Linked DNA regions of Mus musculus: regions 1, 3 and 4 are each linked to region 2. A link is a loop called in an ENCODE intact Hi-C map of the cell type or tissue named here. Cell type or tissue: left cerebral cortex. All regions are shown on one strand. Region 1 has its middle 8.0 kb from the start of Gm2102. Region 2 overlaps Pax3 (paired box 3). Region 3 overlaps Pax3 (paired box 3). Region 4 holds the start of Pax3 (paired box 3).

The links. Hi-C counts contacts between places; a loop is a spot of excess contacts. Peaks named below come from ENCODE experiments on the same cell type or tissue, not always from the same donor. Only the 100,000 strongest peaks of a DNase experiment are listed, where the experiment ranks them.
Region 1: it touches region 2 in a loop (3-fold over the local background); 4 of 42 quality-filtered maps call a loop at or near these places.
Region 3: a loop joins it to region 2, with 3 times the contacts of the local background. A loop is called at or near these places in 4 of 42 quality-filtered maps.
Region 4: a loop joins it to region 2, with 2.3 times the contacts of the local background. A loop is called at or near these places in 4 of 42 quality-filtered maps.

The regions. Positions count from the first base shown.
Region 1 is chr1:78,207,807-78,212,806 of GRCm38, forward strand. No RefSeq gene overlaps it. Among named protein-coding and RNA genes, the nearest start is that of Gm2102, 8.0 kb to the right of the region's middle. In left cerebral cortex, no CTCF peak of the experiment used is centred here; DNase peaks (open chromatin) are centred at 3,074 and 3,726.
Region 2 is chr1:78,138,146-78,143,145 of GRCm38, forward strand. All of the region lies in intron 4 of Pax3 (paired box 3), which reads right to left. Among named protein-coding and RNA genes, the nearest start is that of Pax3, 56 kb to the right of the region's middle. In left cerebral cortex, no CTCF peak of the experiment used is centred here; DNase peaks (open chromatin) are centred at 2,839 and 3,674.
Region 3 is chr1:78,185,604-78,190,603 of GRCm38, forward strand. All of the region lies in intron 4 of Pax3 (paired box 3), which reads right to left. Among named protein-coding and RNA genes, the nearest start is that of Pax3, 9.0 kb to the right of the region's middle. In left cerebral cortex, no CTCF peak of the experiment used is centred here; no DNase peak of the experiment used is centred here.
Region 4 is chr1:78,195,492-78,200,491 of GRCm38, forward strand. It overlaps Pax3 (paired box 3), which reads right to left and starts at 1,645. Exons shown (of 8, transcript NM_008781.4): 1 at 1,174-1,645. The coding sequence starts at 1,258. RefSeq lists a promoter at 1,209-3,199, an enhancer at 2,364-2,974 and cis regulatory regions at 2,364-2,596, 2,752-2,974. In left cerebral cortex, no CTCF peak of the experiment used is centred here; DNase peaks (open chromatin) are centred at 2,341, 4,838 and 4,965.

The DNA.
Region 1 (5,000 bases), 70 kb after region 2:
TTGTTTGTTTGTTTGTTTGTTTTTTGGAGATAGGGACTCACTTTAATGCTCAACCTAGCCTAGAATCCACCATCCTCCTGCCTCAACCTTTCTACTACTAGGATACCAAATGTAGGACATTGCTCTCAGTCAAAGGTTGCCTTTGATGGTTCGGGAAAGCAGGAACCTACCTAGCTCATCTCGATTGAAAAAAAGAATCAGAAATTTGCCCCACCTCGGTGACCTTTGAAGATACATCTCCAAGTGTAAAGCCACTAAAACCTTTTTCTCTATTTTAAACAAGCGTTTCTACTTTTCTCAGGGACTCAGTTTTACCCAAGACCAACTTGAGACAACAACGAGGCTTCGAATTCTAGCAAGAAACATAGTATGCAAGCAAGACACACATTAGGCACAAATCAATTTTCATAAATCCTTCAAAGGCGTCTTCTGCCCCCACCCCCACCCCGCAGCAAAGGGCACTGGGGTTAGAAGGCGGCGCCTTTGGGGCGTCCTTAGGTCCACATTGGCGCTGAGCTCCTATTGCCTTTCAACTGCCACCTCTCCAACTTCCTCAACATCTCTGTCTTGGAAAGTGCCACATTAGGACTGAGGGGCTGAGGGGACCATGGTCCTCAGGCGCCTTTGGGCATGGAAGAGGGATTTACAAACACCGGTATACTCCACTGCCCTGGTGACAAACTTGAAACACTCTCTCCATCTTGTGTACTTGTAGGCAAGCCTAGCCTCCAACCTGCATCCATCCTCCTGCCTCCTTACCAGCTGAACTTACCAGCGAGCACCACAATGCTTTTCTTTCAAGATTAGTTATCAGGTGGCAGGCACAATACTGAAGCTGGACATTCACCAGGGGCTGCTGGTTTCCCAGCCACAGGTGGCAGCGATTCCACAAGCCTGCTTTCCTGCCAAGCAGGAGAACCCTAAGAATGCAACTCCCTGCCACCGCACTCCTGCTTTAAGTACTCCTGCTATTTCTAATAGCTGTGAACTTTCTAGCAAGCTGTAGGAGTGGCTGGTGTGAACTCAGGGCTATTAAAAATTCGATCTGAGCTGGGCAGTGGTGGCGCATGCCTTTAATCCCAGCACTTGGGAGGCAGAGGCAGGCAGATTTCTGAGTTCAAGGCCAGTCTGGTCTACAGAGTGAGTTCCAGGACAGCCAGAGCTATCCAGAGAAACCCTGTCTCGAAAAACAAAAACAAACAACAACAACAAAAAAAAATCGATCTGGCCATTTGTATTAAAAATACCCTAAAGACCCTGAAGTCGGGAAATATCACCAAAGGCACCTGAGGCTGAAACCCACGATTACTCAAAGGGTGTGGGGGTGTGGGGGTGTCTGTGGGAGAGGTCTTGTTTAGCAGGCAGGAGGCCTGGGTTACAACCGTGGAGGCAGGGAGAGGCAAAACCAACTGCCTAAGTAAACAGTGGTTTAGGTGACAGGGACAGTAGGGCCTGGACTGTGGCTTAATTGAACCGTTGTTTACTTGGCAGGTGTGAAGGCTTAGTTTCGACCTTCAGTACTGTAAAAAACAAAACAAAACAAAACAAAAACAAAAACAAAAACAAAAGAAAACAAAAACAAAAAAAAACCTGGTGTGTAGGCTGGTGACATGACTGTAATCTCAACAGTAGTATAAGAAAACCAGCCTGGACAACACACCTTTGAGCCTTGGAGTTGTCCTGGTCCCCTCTTTCAGGATCTCAAACGCATACTTACCTGGCCTAGGAGTAAGGACATGGCTGTGTGCTCTTAGTCCCGCATGGATTCTGTCCTGATTAAAAGGCGGGTGGAATGATAGAGAGGACTCTTCCTCAGGATGCCGGATTCTCCCTCCCCCACCCCACCCCCCACCCCCGCCCCGCTATCTCTAAGGGAAGCACCCAACCCCAACCCGGCGGGCACTCTCATGGCAACTGTTGCCCCAGGTTTTCCAATAGTAGCAGAAGCACCCTGTGGATCCCGGAGAGGGCCTCTACCTGTTCTCCCAAAAGCACAGAGGAAGTCAGATAACTACATTCAAGCTCTGGGAGGGGGGGGGGGGAATCAAGGCTAGCTAGTCTGGCTTCACGGGACTGAAGTTGAGTCTCTGTCTGGGCAAATCTATTTACACCTGATTCCAAGGGTATGAAATTCATAGGCATGAGGAACTTTATGAGGAAACCTGATAGCTCTCCCTGTAATTTTTTTCAAGACGTGAGCTAGCTCTGACACCAAAACTGGAGCCAATATTCACATCTCTCCCCAGCATGAGAGGAGCTAGGAGCTGTTACTGGCCACTGTCGTTAGAGATGGTCTACTCACTTAGCCACAAGATTCCTGGTTATTCGGGAATCGCCCCAAATCTTTGTTTGTTTGTTTGTTTGTTTGTTTGTTTGTTTATAGATTAGATCTCACTATGTTGTTCAGGCTAGTCGCCAATTTCTGCCTCGGTTTCATGAGTAGCTGAGATCACAGAAACTTTAAGTTCACAGAAAAGTCTCAATTTAGAAGGCACTGCACCTAGGTTACAATAATCACAGCACATGACACGCGCGCGGGCGCGCTTGTTGGGGAGCTAAGGCAGTAGTTAAAAATAAAGAGTTCTCCTTTAGTTCCAAAGTTAAGAATACCCACTTCCGAAATCCAAGGACTGTCCCGCTCCTTCAAGGAATTTCTAAAAAAAAAAAAAAAAAAAAAAAAAAAAACAGGCAGGGTCGAGTTCATTAAAGTGAGATTAGGGAGACAGTGGCGTTTCATTAAGGTGTGAAATATAGGGCTCCCAATTTTAGCAGCTTAGAAAATCACCTGGGGCGCCTTTAGAAAAGCCACCGCGCCGCCTCCTCCCCGCCCTGGCCAATCAACTGAGGCCTCTGAGGGCCAGAGCTTCTGCAGACTTGTCCCGGCCGGCCAGGTATCTCTGGACCTGCGTGCAGTAGCTGCGCAAAGGCTCCCATCAAGATAAATTTGCTCTGTGTGTTTAGTAAGAAATAGGCCTCTGAAGACAAATCATTTTCCTTGACGAAGTTGCTCCTCCGAGTTTTTCCCCTCAGACAAAAAAGTTTCTAATTCTCACTAGGAGTTATAATTCCTCCCCAAAACCGTTAAGGGCAGAGGCTACACCATCTCCTCGAGTTCAATTGAAAAATTGTTCGGTCAACGAACACACAGTAGAAATATTCATTTATATGTGATGGAGACTGTTGGAGGACAGAGGGGACCTCATCGCCAGTGTTTTCTGAAATAGCTGTAGAAATACGTGTCTTTCCGCAAAGATTAGACACTTTCTCATGTTTATGCGGGGACCTGTTTTGAAATATTATAGGTTAGGAAGACTTCTCCACCCCTTCTCATTCCAGCCCCTCCCCCACAACTGGACCCCCTGGAAATTGGCATTTCTAAACCAAAGATAATCCAATTTTACATGCAAAGACAACTGTTTTTGTAAAGGAAATGCGCTCATTCTTCTGAGGCTCCTAGGAATATTCTTGGTGATTGGATTATAAACACTCACTTCCCCAAATGTCTTATGATCAGAAATGGTTGCAAATTTATCACAGAAACAAAATTGCTTCTCTTTGGCACAATTTAGATCTGTTTAAGAGAACAGAGACCTCAGAATCAAAATTGATGGAAGGAAATCGTGATGGGCTAAGCTTATAAAGCTTACCTTACACAGACAATCAAGAGACCTATCGAAAGACAGAGAAAATCTCCCCTGCACTTGATTCAGCCACGGAACTTCAAACTCAGGTCGACTGCAGCTGTTTTTAACACTCATCTTTGAGACAGTGACTGCTCAAATAATAGCTAGTCTTTTAAGCCACACTCTTAACATCCACAATGAAACATGACTTCAAAGGAAGAGAGAGAGAAGTATACACTCAACGAGAATGCATGCCCATGATTTTAATTTACTCATCTTTGCGTGAAAGCAGAAATGTAAAATACAGCAGATATTAACAACTAGGAATTAAGTTGAGAGAGAGAGAGAGAGAGAGAGAGAGAATGCCAGTTAGGCTGCAGAATTAATCAGATGGTGGAGCTGCTGATATTCATAAAATTAGCAGGTTAGTGACCAGGCTTGATGGGTTAATAAAACAAGGAATAATGGGAAATGTAACAAAGCTGATTACTGGAAGCCCAGTACAAACACACTCACCAGCATATCCTAAATGCCACAGTGCAGATATTCTTAGAAACAAAAGCCAAATACCTTTTTACTCTGAGTTTGTGGATGAATGTGCAGTGTGAATTTCCCTGAAGGGTTCCAGTTTTTTTAGTCAGGACTCAAAGTGCTTTTTGTAAATAAATACATTTCTCATGCATTTGCTTTGTCTTTCGCAGGGTCTCCAGTAGCTCAGGCTACACATAGAGTGGGGGATGACTTGAACTCTGGATCCTCCTGCCTCTACCTCCCTAGAGCTGGCATTCCAGTGTACCATCTACCACCATGATGAGTTTTAGGCATACTGAGCATCAGAGATATGCCTTCCTTGCACCAACTGTGCTAATCCTGGCCCTTAGGTTCTTCACTCTAAAAATATCCAGAAAAAAACATCTCCCCACCCACTCCATAGCCCTCAGACCCCAGGAGTTCTGACTGGCAGAGTGAGTCTGGAAGTTTAACACTTATTCCAGAGTTTTCCTTCTGCCAACTTAACTGTGTACTTAGGCACTTACTTTGTACTGAGAACTCACCGATGCTTTGTGGGAGGACCAGAAAAACAAGGTGCCTGTCCTTAACTTTACATATGGTACAATCAGGTACAAATAATGGTACTCTCCCCCACACACCACAAATAAACAAGACTTCTGTGGACAATTTTAAACACCAGGAAGGATGGATAGTGGTCCAGTAACTGGGAACAGGTAGTAGACAGAGCAGAACTCTCTGTAAAAGTGGGATTAGAACCTTTAATGAAAGCAACAACACAGGTACTTTAATCTTTCATATCCAGGGCATTTTAGCTGCTACTTCTCTGAGTACAAACCCTCCTGCCAACCTCTTGAGGCAGGGGTG
Region 2 (5,000 bases):
TGGAAAGTTGTTGTTGTTATTATTATTATTGTAAAGTGTTTTGTAAAAGGCTATCAGGAGCTGGACAATCTTTCAAAAAAAAGAGAGAAAGAATAAAGAACTTGAAACACATAGGAACATCCATTAGTTATTTAATCTAAATATATACGTACATACATGCATACATGCACCAGGACCTTTGGAAAGTATAGTCCCCTTTCTGGGTAAGTGGGTGTCTAACTCAGCATTTTTATAAATCCAGTGTGTCTTTGTCTACCTCCAGCTAGTTTTGCATTTTCGGAGGTGAATTTTCAGTTATCATGTTGATTTCACATTAACTCCTAAGATGGAACTTGGGGAAATGAATGTCATCACTAAAAAGAATAAAGGAATAAGACAACTGTCACACCCCACTGGAAGACAAATTCTTCCCTCAGAAAATAAATCGAACTGGGAAGAGAAGGCAAAAGTACCACCACCAGTGGCCTAACCATGAAGCTTAATTAAAGATGGAATTAGAGAATTAGAGAGTGTGTCTTTGTCCCTTAGCCCCTGGTGACCTCTTCTGTAGCCTCGGGAAATATTTCATCCTAGTTAACACTATTATACATGAAATCTCGCCTCAAGTTTATAGGGATTTAGTCACATGGAATTCTGTAATTATTGGTTTCTAGACAAATATAATTCAGAGATGGGAGTCAGGCAAAGAAGAAAAAGAAAAAAAGAAACAAAGTAATTCACAAGCATGCATTTGGTGTACTCTACTGTCTGTCTTCTCAGCAAGCCCTTTTATTTGAATAATTAAAGACTCAAATCATGAAGGCCATTTAAACTCCAGGTTTGCCCTAGATATATTACAATGGGATTTACAGACAAGGAAGAAGGTGGAGGCATCTCTGGAGGCCCAACTTCATAGTCATCCTTCATTTCCCTAAGATGGCCCCAGACCAGACCCCCGCAGGCTTTCCCTTGGCTTCTATGTGTCCGGACTAATCTTGTCCCCCTTTTAGCCCACTGATAAAAGGACAAGATAAAAACAAGAATACTTCCAAGAGCTCCCTGACTCCGTTCCCAGGGATCTGAGGGTAACTACAGTATATTCTGGAAAATCTTTAGCAGATTGGCTACACCCCTTGCCTGATTGCAGGATTCTCCCAGGCCTGTGACTTTTACCGTTCCGTGGACCAGTAAGCAATTTTCAGATCTGAAGTCGCCCCTTTACACTGAGAAAGACATGAACGACCTCTCCCGTGTTTACTCGGGTGAAAGTCAGGAACGAAGCAAGACTGATACTCCCTCCGCGGACCCAGAGTAAATGACAAATGACATTTTCCCTTTGTGATCTTTGAGATTTTTGTTGACTTATTTGGAGGCTTTTGTTGGATCCCAAGAAATGGCCTGTGGCTGAGTCCTATTCTAGCGATTTCCACGCTCCATCTGTGGAATCCATCAACAGGGCATTTACCCTCATTCAGGGTTCTGACACCTGCCTAGCAGGGTGCAGGAGACACAAAGAAAGCCAGAGTGGATGAGAAAGGGGAGGTTGGGTGTTTTTCTTTTTTTCTTTCTTTCTTTCTTTCTTTTTTTTTCCTAGAGAAGGGAGGAGGGGGAGTTTGAAATGGATGCACAGTAGGGGTTAATCCAAGCCAGTTCAGAGATGTCGGCACCTGCGTGCTTCTCTTCCACATTAATTCACAAGCTACAAAGTAAACCAGGACAATGTTTTTATCGTTTTTAAACTGTACGTATGTCAAGAAAATAAAGGAATCATACTTATGAAAGGAACAAGGCAAAGATTTGAAAAGAGTAAAAAAAACCATAAGAGCAAGAACCGGTATATGATTTAACACCAAGCAATAAATTATTCTTTCCAGAGTTCTTATCCCAGACTGGAATTCAAACAATGAACTTTTCAAAGTTTTTCTTAGCTTATATTAATTATACATAAAAGTGGGTTTCACTATATTTCCACACATAATAATATATTTTGAATATATTCAGTCCCCATCCCCTTATTGACACTCCCTTCCGTTTCTGATAGCTCCTGTCCTCTTCCAAGCTTACCCTTCCCCCTCCCCCATTTCTCAGCTGATAGACAAAGAGAGATGGTTTAAAAATCTAATCAATGGGTTTCGATGTGGTGAGCAATGGTTATTTTGTTTTTAATTTCATATATCATTTCCATCCCAAATGTGATTTTAAAAGAGGATTCTTAGCAAATTTTTACTCCCGTGCGTGTGCATGTGCGTGCGTGTGTGTGTGTGTGTGTGTGTGTGTGTGTGTGTGTGTTTGTGTTTGTGTGTAGTTTCTGAAAAGGCTACGCAAGCCTTTCTCAAGGAAATATACTTTCAAGAACACTAAATTTAATTAAGCCTCTGCAGTCTGTTACCTACCCAGGTCCTGCCCAACCCCTGGTCTGTGGGCTTGTTTAAATGTTCCTGGATGCCCTTCCTCTCAGACCCAGGCACTTCCCTTCGAAGCTGTCGCCTCTCAGCATGAGGTCATTAGAAGGAAAATAAGCTCCTGCCAGGTTGGGGCTAATCAAAATAACACAAATAGACCCTGACACTCAACAACTCCCTCAGTGCCTGCCGTCCTGGGAGGAGAGTACAGATTGGTTATGAATATGGCCTGATGCACACGGGTCCAGGAGGGCCCCTGCTCCTCTCCCAGGGAGAGATTTCAAGTGCACAACATGAGCCCTTGGGTGTTTATTTAAGATAAGGGTTAGCAAACAGACTAGCAGGATGGCCACGCGCTTCAGAGGCTCTGAGCTCCACAGCTCCAAACACACCTGTGTCCTAAAGTTTCCTGACAAAGAGACACCTTTCTCTAGGTGGCAGTCTCTGCCGTCAGGTGGCACCTGTCCGTTGGCCTCTCCAATGGCTTCCTCTGTTACAACGTTGCTGGACAGAAAGATCTATGTCCGTTCCTTCATGCATATGCGGGTCTCTGCTAATAGTTCGTTTTGAGCATTGCGAATGCTCTCCAGGTAACACTTCACTGAAGGAAGCAACAATTGGCCAGCCCGTGCTTTTTAAGCACTTCTTTTCAAGGGTTCAAAGCAAAGGAAAAAATCTTTATTGCTTTAGGAGATACTGATACTGACCCAATTAGGCCAGTGGTTTCTTACATCCTTTAAATCCTTTGTCTTGGAGGATGGTGTGTGTGTGTGTGTGTGTGTGTGTGTGTGTGTGTGTGTGTGTGTGTGTGTGTGTAGAGAATTCCATTAGCAACATGAATCCAACTATCTCCCCCAGAATATCTCTACACCCTCCATGTACACCCACAAATGACTTTTATATGTTTTTTTAAAATAATAATAATAACGTATAAAAGTCCATAGAAACTGCCACTAGAGCCCCTCAAAGAGAAAAAAAAAACGAGACTAAATCCCCCAAGAAAATGTGTCGCTATTCAATTAGGAAAACTGATTAGTTAACTAATTAATCGGCTAACAGCTTTCTAAGAATAGTCTCCCACGATAAGAACTTTCCCCTCAAGAGCTTAAAAGTCAGTCATAATTAAAATTGAGAGCTGGGGCTACAACGGGTATCCAGGCTCCCTAAGAGCCGCTAGCTCATTCTAGCTAAGAAAGGTAATTTGCACGCTGACGGGGAACAGGAAAACGGTACTTCTGAAAGGCAAAGGGCCAAGTGACTTCTGTTTACAATTGCCAAGAAAGAGGCCATTATTGGCCATATGGGCCACAATTGCCCTCTTATCACAGGCTGGCCATCGTGTCCTTTGGGAGCTGTTAATGAACTGGGTAATTGAGCTGCTGACATGTGTTACCAAAACAAAACAATAGGAAGAAGAGACAAATGAACATTTTATTTGCCAATCAGAGTAGGTTCAGCTTTTCACTGAGCCGCGGCTAAGTGACTGGCTAGATGCGTAAAACAGTGCATTGAAAGCCGGCAGATGCAGGCCCAAGAATAGTTAACTGACAGCTTATGGCCCATCTGTGCTTAACATTTTGTTAAAGAAATTACTTGATTTGCTAAAGAGACGACTCTGTACAGCTGCCCTGAGTTCTGTGTTGTAAGAGATAAATCATTAGCTAAACTGTTCCATGCTTAAAATGATAATGCTTATTAACAATTATGTCTGGACATTTTGTCAGCACAGCTTGATACAGTCACTGCTGACTAAAGTGTGACAACCCATAGATATCCAACAGAATGTATTTGGGAACGAGGGGGACACAACACCACACATCATCCGGACAACAGACATTTTAATCTTACAAATAAATAGAAATTTCTAAGGTGTCACAAATGAACCACTAAACTCTCTGACATGGAATATAAAACCAGGCTCCATCCAGTTATAATGCATCTGGAATCCACTTTTGTCCTCTTCTTCTTCTTCTTTTTTTTTTCAAAACTGCTAGATATTAGACATGTTCTCATCTTGTAGTGTTAACCATTAATTTCACTGATGATAGGAGAAAAAATAAACATTCCCTTCTAGATACATCAATTTCCCAAATGTACTTTATTCCTTTGGAGAAAAGAAATTTTTTTCCCCTCATAGTTGGGGGAAGAAAAAAAAAACCATGTTGCAAAAGACCAGTTTCAAAGGGGATTTGGCTGTTGTTTTTGTTACTGTGGCTGAATTGAAACCATATTTTTTTTTTCTGGACCAAGCGGGTTCATTCCTTGCCACATAAGACAAGTTACCTCGGAAGCCATAGGCCACCGTTAACTGGTGAACTAGAGGCAGAGAACAGATCTCAAAACCCTTTCTGGGATTGTTTCTTCACCAAGTTGGGCAAACTGGCTTGTTGGTATCAGGTCCTACCCTGCCAGACTCACAGCCAGCTCCTCTGCGTGCATCTTTCTGTCATCACCAAGCTACAGATGAGAAAACAAGGAGGTCCAGAGGGAAAAACCAAGGCTACCCTAACAGAAGACCCTCTTTACCCTATCGTTTGAGGCGGGAAGGATTACAGAGAAGACTGTGGTCAAGGTTGCTATTTCTCTCCCTTTCTGGTCTTGACTCCAAAATTAGTCAAC
Region 3 (5,000 bases), 47 kb after region 2:
AGTGTACTCAGATACAATAAATAAATCTTTAAAAAAATAATAATCTTATGGTTGGGGGTCATCATACATGAAGAACTACATTGAAGGGCCGCACCATTAAGAAGGTTGAGAACCTCTGCCAGGGGGACATGGGGCAGCCATAGGGCGATCTTCTTCCCCATGTTGATGTTCATCTGCAGAGGGAATAACAAGGTCAAAGTTCTCTTTCACTTTCTCTATCTGCACATGACACATAGCGAAGTTTATGGTGTTTTAAATTTTGCTGCAGGATTTTAAATGAGACAAAATGGAAGAAAGAACCTCAGCAAAATCATAGCTCCCCTGATGGAGCCAATCTGTTCTTCGATCTGTAATCTTGTCTTGGTACTAAGATCAGGCCCAACTGGAGATCTGGGATCTACAGTCTCCCTGGCAATGTTTGAGCACACAGTCTAACATTCAAGAGGAGAAAGTTGCTTAACTCTGTATGTATATAAAAGGCATGTACACATAAAAGACAATAATGATGTACCTGAGCCAAGAAAGGCAAACCATCACATAGTCTAGCTGACTCTGACTTACAGCTCTATCAGTTCCAGGCAGCTATGCCACATTGAAATGATTGATCAGTTATGCTAGTGAGTATTTAAACATAGGTGGATCGTTAATAAATAAATTAATTGTGAGATAACATAGGTGATTCTGACATAAAATAATTTTAAAGCATTTATAATATAAATATATGCAGTATTGACTACATGCCAAGATGCACCTTGTTTAAGAACGAAAAGGTAAATAATAAAATTATAAAGCCATTATTTAGAAGCAAAATGCTCACTGCAAAGGAGTTCATAGAGCTTCATACGGTGGCACATACATTACATAGAGGGAAATATCCAAAGCCTGACTCTGGCATAAATTGTAGAACCTCAGAGTAATTTGTTGGAATTTGCAAATTAAGCACAGAAATGGTATATTTCCAAAGGAGCCCTTGAAAGATTTTTTTGCCATCATAAAAAAGGGAAAACCAATGCAAACATATTAAATTATTGAACAAACAAAAACCTAATAGTTGATCTAAAAATCAACAATTACAGAAGTCATGATGGAATTCAGGTGTTTTGTTTTTGTTTTTTTTGTTTTTTGTTTTTTTGTTTTTTGTTTTTTTTCCCCAGCAGTCAACATGTGGGAATGCACTAAGTTCTGTGCTGTTACCTCAAACTCTGCCGGCTCAAACATAATAGCTTGCAGGATAAATATGCCTTTATAAAGCCCAATTCTTAATTGCTTAATTCTTAGTGATCAATAAACACCAATGACAGACGTTGAATACACAAATGCATATCTGCTCCCATATTACAGGGATTTTAAAATATACAAGAGAATTGTCTAACTATCTGTAAATACAAAATTATGGAGCTGTCGCACACAGAAGGATGTAGCCACTACACCTCACAATCCCCTGTGCTCTGTACTCTCCATCTAATTTTACATGTAAAAATCTGGTATCTTTTCTACACACCATTCCTTCCTGGATGGCAATTACATATTTAGAGAATTTGCCACAAGACAGTAGCTCCTCTTCCCCCTCCCTAAAGGAGAATCAACTTGTTAAAAAAAATTTTTTTTTTAAATTACCGTCTCAGGTCTCAGTCTCAGACTCAGTTCTGAACACGAAATCGCCACAGGATAATTGAAAAAACACCCTTTGAGCCTTCTCTATAAGACAACACTACGGAACTGGTTTCAGTTCCTGTTTCTTCAAGGAGAGCGTGGTCAGTTCCTCCTTAGAGATTTCAGAGGAAAAGGAGGATTTTCCAGAACAGATAAATTGAAATGATCCTGCTTTGATCTGTGTGGTAAGAAGCCTTGACAAAAGAAGGTGGCTACTGAGGGGCTGACAGTGGTATTAACAAACAGCTACTTAATCAATATTTGGCCAGAGCTGCAGAAAACGCCCCTTTCAGATTTTAATTCCTAGTTGTAAAACTACCCTAGAGGAGCCAGTGAGATAAGACACGAAGCTGACTGCTTAATTGCCCTTTAGTGGCTGGAGAGTTACACGGTACAGTACACTCTTGTCCTTAATAGTTCCTCAATCTTCATTTACTGAAGTGCATAAATAAGTTACCTGTCATAGGGTCCCACTGAACTGAAACTTTCTGGGTCCCAGGCCAGGCCAAACTTGTCACTGGGCTTTTCATTTTTCTGGCCATGTATTAGTATATGTTTTGAACATCTAATCTCATGATTAAGAAGGTTTTTGTTTTGTTTTGTCCTCAGAACATTCATGGATGTTGGAACAGCTAGGGTTTGGTGCAATGCTCCTATTCACTTGATTGATTTCTGTATATTCCACTTGCCTGAACCGAGGCACGCTTTCTGGTTCCGCCTCACCGCCCGGGTGGGTTTTATGACTTAGCCCTGGGGACTCTTAAATGACCCTTCAGTAATTATTACACACTGGAAGCCCCTACCTCCTGTTCCGGTGCTATCAACAATCACATCAAACCCCAAAAATAAACATATGATTTCAAGCATTAATTAGAAAATCTGCATGTTTTCAATAAGGCTAAAAAGTAAGCATACAGCAGTCACCCCAGTCCAAGAAATTAAAATAAAAATGCTAAGGGCAGACTCCCCCCTATACACACACACACACACACACACACACACACACACACACACACGCACGCACCTTCCCATTGTTTAGGCTAGTATGTTATTGCAGTATGGTGACCCAATTCAAGTACTGTCATCACCAAGACTTTTTTTTAACTGGGGGGGGGGGCTTTCTTTGAGAGCAAAGGCTTCAAATTTTTAAAATTAGCTTCAAGTCCAGATATGATGCTGATAGCAGACTCCAGGTCCTGGTAAATGAACTTGAAGAATGGTCAGGAAGTGCCCAGCAATAAAATATCTGGGTCCAAATATCTGTGATGCTATGCCCCATTATTTTAATCTGTGGGAAAGTTTACCCTGTGCTTCCATGCCACACCAACCTGACACCAACAACTCCCTTCCCTACCAACTTGGAGGAAGCAAATGGCTTTGCTTTTCACAGGACTCCATTCGAGCGTGCTTTCAGTACTGGAAATGAAATAGTCTATGAAACTTTACCTTTTTTTTTCTTTTTTGATTTTAATATATATACATTTTAAAATCTGACGTCATTTGTTAGTGAGTTTAGAAGAGAGCATGAGTTTACACACAAAACGGTCTCGAGCAAAACTTTTTTAACACTTTCATTTTTTGAAAATTAAAAAAAAAGAAAACCCTTTCCCCCCCCCAAATTGAAGAAATTTGAGGGTGAATATCGGCTCCCAGTGATCCTGTGTCCGAATTCTCTGCTTCACTCTCACAATTGTTACAAACCTCCCACGCTTTTTTGCGTCCCCCCCCCCCCCAAAAAGGGAAGAGTCCTGTGAAAGTGTGTCTCCAGTCCCAATCAAAACATCAATTTGGCAAACTGGCCTCTTTCCCCTTGCGCTCCCGCACGGCCACTTCAAAGCCAAGCCAACAAGTCCGTAATTGTAACGTTGCATCTAAATATTTAAGCGAGAGTCTTGCCGTCGCGTGTCCATCTACAGTCCCCGTCTGTCCGGTAATTCCATTACCGCACAAAGCAAAAATGTTGCCCAAAACTCACAAACAGGAAAAGCGTCACCCTGCTGAGAGGGAGGGAGGGGGTTGGGAAGAGGAGGAAGAGGAGGAAGAGGCGGAGGGGAGGGGGAAAGAAGGAGGGGAGGAGGAGGAGAAGAAGAGGATGATGAAGGAGCAGTTTCTATCGATTAGTCACCGCTTTTGTGTTAAAGGCTTTCTTTAAAATAAGAAAAAAATGGGGGAGGTTGCAGAAATTTCACTAATGTGAGCCTCGGGCTAGGGAGGGTAGAAAAAAAAAAAGGAGAAAGAGAGAGGAGAAGAAGGGGGAGGCGGGCTGTGTCTAGATGAAAGTGAGAGGGACATAAAGGAGGCAATTGAGTCGGCTGCAGCCGGGCGGGCTAAGCTGCGGGCTGGCCGGAGCGCGGGGAGGGGCGGCGCGGCGCTTTGGCGCAGGGCGCAGCAGCGGGGGCCCGAGCTATTGTGGCGGCGCCCGCGGGCCCGCTCTGCCGCGCCGGGGGAGGAACAGAGGCGCCCATTGAGTTGCCACAGCCTGGGGTGCCTAAGCTCGAACTTCGCTGGTCCGGCTGCGCCTGCTACGTCCGCGCTTCTGCTCCAGGGGCAGGGGTGGAAGGTCCCCGGACGCGCACTCCTTTTCTCACCAGGGTGCTGGAGCAGGAAGGATGGACTCGGCAGGGGTGCAAGGAGCCTTGGGTCGCTTTTGAGCGCCCAGCAGGATGCACACGCTGCCTGTGCGGCTGCGCAGCTCTTGGATTGGACAAGAGGAAAGGAAAATTGGGAAAGACAGAGGGGACCGTTTAGGAAAAGGGACAAGATCGTGAAAAGAAGAGGGCGCCTCTGACCTCTTTCTGGGTGCCTTTCTCCCTGCATCCAAGGGTCTGCCAAGCAGACCCCAGGCCAAATGTGTGTCCAGGATAGCCAGTCTCAGCAGCAGGTACCAGGCCCATCTGGCAAGAGCACACAGCAGTGGTGGGGACACACGAAAGTCCCTCCTCCACCAGCTTTTCCCTCCCCTTTGCCAAGAATCAGAGAGCCTTTTCTCAACATCCATTCTATTTTACAAGTGGGACCGCGAGAGACTTTTGATGCCCAAACAACAGAGGGGGGGATATTTGAGGTTTCTAGACTTCAAACTGCATCTTACTCTTTTCCTTTCTCTGGGCCCCTCTTGCCCTCTAGGGTTCATCCGGAAAGGAAGCTGGAGGCACTAAAGGGACCCAGGCTGCGTCTTCCTTGACAACCCCAAATTAAATTAGACTTCAGCTTCTGAGTGTGTGTGTGTGTGTGTGTGTGTGTGTGTGTGTGTGTGTGTGTGTGTGTTTTCAAGGACACAGCCCCCACTGAGGGAAACACTCTGATTTTAAAAATGGTAGCAATTGCCCTTGAATGGCAACCGGCCC
Region 4 (5,000 bases), 57 kb after region 2:
AAGAGATGGCGAAAGGAGAGAGCCCGAGAAAGTCATTTAGGAAGAATAGAAAGCAGCAAAAAGAACCTAATTCTGCATCCTTCTGGCCAATTTGCCTGTGACAGTTAAAACACAAACCACCAAGCTCTGGGCTCCCAGTCCCGGACCCTTAAGGTTCTATTTATTCAAATAATTACCCGATGCAAGGTCATATAATCTTTTGGAAATTGAGCGATCGGAATGAGGTAACTGGCTGTAGAGAAACTGTATTTTCTCTTTTATTTGGGGGAGGGGGGCTGTGCTGCAAGTTGGAGGGAGACCTAGGACTGATGTCTAAAATGTCTTGCGATAACTGCCTCAAAGTCCTGAGAAGGCAGAGGTCCCGATAAGGGTATAGTAGGCAAGGGTTGGGGAGGCTCCCGAAAGGAGACACAGGTGACAGCAGGTATCACCTGTTACACTTAAAAAATAAAAATGGCAGCGAGCCTAGCTGTGGACACCACTGCCGAAATGACCGCCCTTGCACGTCACGTTTTACTCTGGATCGAGGTCGAAGGGCTCCTCCAGAACCCCAGTCTCCTGCTTTTACTTCCCAAATTATTTGGTCGGGTTCGGGTTTGCAGTAATTTCTACCTCCCCGAAATTTCCCAGCACCTTTAAGCAAACCGAAAGGCATTGCCAACCATTTTAGAAACTTCGAGATGCCACTTGAGTTGAGTGGAATTTGCTAATCAATGCTAAAACTTTTCAACTAGGAAGGGCCACCAGAATTTTTCACAGCAGGAAAATTCTTGCCGAACTAATAGTAGTTATTCAAAAGTGAACGCAGCCCGCACAATTTCGTAGCAACTTTAGGTGAACAGAAAGAGAACTTGCTTCCGGCGCTGCGAAGCTTGTTCACCTTTCTCACGGCAGCAATTCCGAAACAACAGGGCAAAGTGGAGCCGGCAGGAGCAGGCCAGGCAAGCTCCGAGAGCTTGTAGTGAGCTTAGCACTCCGTTTGCAGCCAGAACGTGAAATGGGGCTTCTCCCGCTCTCCACGAGAACCCCCTCCCCACTTTTGCTTCTTGGGTTGAGAAGTACCACGGGAAGAGGCTCCCGGTAAGGCACGAGTGGAGGCCCTGGAGACCAGGATTGGGGTGCGGCAGCCAATCCCAGGCCCGGGGATCCGGACGAGCTGAGGCCCTAACATACCTTCCAGCGGGAAGCCGCTGCGTGGGTAATTCTGCCCCGGGCCGGGCCGCATCATCCTGGGCACAGCGCCGGCCAGCGTGGTCATCCTGGGGGCAGCTTCGCTCGCAAATTATATCCAGGTGAAGGCGAGACGAAAAAGCGAGCACAGTGCGGCGGGTGACCCTCGGGAACTCTCCGGATCTCGGAGAGCTCCTCCCCCAAAAAAGGCCAGAGAGGGAGGCGGGGCGCGGGGAGGGGGGCGCTAATAGATCCAAGTCCACAGGCTCCAGAGGAGTCCCTTGAGTGCAGGATCCCAAGCCCAGGGCGGACGAGTTTGGTGCGAGTCTAGCAGATCGGCCCCTCAGCTGGGGCTACTGGCAAAGGTGCTCACTGCACCGCGAAGATCGGGTGAGGGAGGGTGGTGACGAGGCAGGAACACGTCCCAAGTCTCCTCCCGTCGTGACACCGAGTGCAGGGATCCGGACTAGGGAGCATTTATTAGTTCTTTCACCCAAAGCTTGATCAGGAGCCCTGAGCTGCGATTGGCCGAGGAGGAGACCGTCCCGGGTGGCAAAGACACGCGCTGATTGGGCGACAGAAGCTACTTTCTCTTCCCATCCCTGACGGTCCCCAGGCCTCCGCCGACCCAGAGGGGGACTAGCTCTGTGTCCCTTTCTCAAGAGAAGGGTGGACAGGTTGAAACTAGGAGAGGCAGCTTGGGTGGCAAGAGCCAGTGAGGATGGAAAAAGGCTCGCGGTGTCCCTGTCCCTCTACATGAGATTCAGCCTTGATCATCTTGGTTTTCTATTACTCTGTCCTAATCTCTTTCCGCCTTTCTCTGGAAACCTTGCTATATCCGCCCCTTATTTCCTCTGTCTGCCCCTGCTTTTCACCTGTGGATTTCGCTTCGGGATTACTAATACGGAGATGGCGGTGGAGCAAATTTGGAAAGGGGCACAGAGAATTCCGGATGTGTTTCCTTTTCCTTTCTCTGGTCTGCCTCTGGGCCTGAGCTCCCTATGTGAGCCTCCCAGAAAGGCATCTCTCAGGAAGAGTCCAAGATGTGCCCAGAAGGTCCTTTTGTCTTTCTTAGGCTGGGAATGAAAGACAGGTGGCATAGCCATGACAGAGACTGAAGAGGTTAGGCCTCCCCTGGGCTCCAAGTTGCAAGCAATGGGGAAGCCAGCTCCTTTTCTTGGTTTAAAAACCCTTCTGAGAAGCGGGGACTTTAAATCTCCACGTACACATTCATCCCCGATGCACTTGCATCTATATGTTGAGGTTTTGCCCGGGTGCAGCGTTTGTTCTCAGGAATTTATTATGGCATTCAGACTAAACTGCTGGAAAAATAAAAGAAGCAACGTCTTGGCTAGGAGCTGAAGTGTCCCCAGCAGGATATGACGCCAGGAGTGTTGTAAAGACTGTCTGTCCTTAGAGAAGGTACCATTGTGCCTAGCCTTTTATTTATAACTTGGTAAGTGCCAGCGAACACTCCTCCCTTACACCCCCCTCCCGTGCCAGCCCCACGTTCTGCGCTGCTCTTTATTCCCTCAAGTCTATTCAGGGACTGTCACTCTGGGGCCGAGAGGTATTCAGGGCCTTAATCAATCAAAAGGATGAGAATCAGGCAGGTTTTTTCCCCTTTGAAATAAAGGAAACAATGACTTCTGGGCTTCAAGTTCCCTTTTCTTTTTATGATATTTGAATTTTTCCTGCCCCTGAATCCTCCAACCCTCTCTCCATGTCCTCCCCCCCCCCATCTCCTTTGACAGTTTTGATGTGAACTCAGGCCCCCAATCCTACTTGCCCACCCCCTAATTAAGGCAAACTCAAGGGGGGGGGGCGTGCGTGTAGTTGTTCAAAGTCCCTGAGCTGGCCCTTTAAGAGTTCACTCCCAGTGGAGAAAGCTGGGTAGCTCTTTGCTCCCCCTGAAGTCAAAAGGGCTTATCGACCCTGGGAGCAGGCGAGACGGGCCTCTGGGGACTCCAGAAAATGTCTGGACACCCCACCCCCACCCACCCACATTTGGGGAGGAGCATTAGAGCTCACAGTGGAGAGAGAGTCCAGAAGCTGTTGGCCCGCAGAGCTGCTTAACCAAGTTTTATATAAAATAATTCAATTTGTCAAGGCGGGAAACTTTCTCACTTCCTTTCCCCCTACCCCTGGTCTGGAGTCCTTCAAAGTTTGGGTACTTGTTTTCGAAAGCACCATACACCCTTGCCATCTGAGGAACCAGACTTTTCCAAGATTTTTGCCCTCTCAAAGTTGAGCAGAGCCGAGTTTAGCACTTTGTCTGGTCAGCTTTAATCAGTGGGAAGACTAGGGACCAGAGGTGTATTTCAAGTGGTTAAATTCAGGCTGCACACTCAGTGAAAAGGGACCCCTCCTGAGGGTTAGAACCCTGTGGGGATGAGTCGCCTCTTTTTTTTTTTGTCCAAGACTTCAGTGGCATGACCCCAGCTCTTCAGAAGGCGGCTCTTACTGGACAAGGGTAACTTGTTTATAATGGGCGGCTGCAGATACCTTTCCGGGTTCAGACACTTCTCTAGGACACTTCCTCCGCAGTACTGCCTGTTGAACAGCTCATGGATGCCAGCTGAGAAGCGCATTCATAGACTACTTGCCACCTGCTACGAAAATGTCTACTCAGAGGCAGCCAGGATGGGTCGTGGGCAAGAACCGTGACGGAGTTTTCCTTCTCCCCTTACCTAGCACTCTCCAGTTCCACCAAAGGATAAAAGCCAACTCACCTCCACACACAAGATCCCAGGGGTTCTGAGGGCACTGAGAGGACCCAGCCACAACGGCTGAGCCATTTCTAAAATTTCATGGCGACAGCCAAGACAGTGATACTCGCTGAGGTTCTCTCCACAGGAGCACCCAACCTGCCAAACAAAACCGGGCCTTCCTCTTACCCCCAACCCCCTTCCATATGCCTGAAGCTGAAACCACCCTATGCCAACTGCCTAAAGTAGGAGTCTCGGTTCATACCACTTGCCCCACTGGGCTACCAAGTCCAAGTCCAGGTGCTGAATCTGACCACAGTACAGCCACTAATTGGACAAATGAGCGCAGGCAGAAGGTGTTGGAGGGTGAACCCAGGTTTGGTCAGCAGTGTTCAGGCTCAGAGCAGACCACACATGTGTCCAGGGAAGTCCCTGCAACAGTCTTGCGAACAATTCTTGTATCCATCCCTGTCACCTACATATTTTTAAAAAATGAATTTTGAGTCTTGAGGGCCAAAAAGTAGTGTGATTTAACCCCTGCAACAAGTAGGGATGAAGAAGGGGACATTGTGGTTGACTCCTGTAGCCCCCCCCTCTCTTTCTTACACACACACACACACACACACACACACACACACACACACACACACTTTAGAAGTGTTTCAAGTAACAACGACTAGACTGACAGTCCAAGCCTGAAGACTATACTTAATTCTTAGTTCCCAGGTTGGTGGCTTCTGCCCTGACATGGCAACATTGTTCTTGATGTTTTCGTCTTACTTGGGGATCTCGATTCCGAGCATGAAGTTATCTAGGCCGCTCAGAGATCACCTTTCTTCCAGGAGGATGCAAGTCTTGAACCGGGAATTATAGTCTATACAATAGTGTTGATAGAGAACGTTGAGAGTAAGCTGGTTGCCAAAGCTACTGCGTCCTTTCTGGGTCTGTTGGGAGAATCGCTGAGACAGGAATGGGCGCACGCAAGGGAGTGGGCTGGGGTAGAGGTTGCTTGACTGCGCCGCCGGGCGGCAGGAAACAGTGGAACAGCTGCGGAGAAACCCTCACTCCTACAAAAAGGCTGCTGATCACTCCTGAGGAGTAAATTAAACTCCAGATTTCACG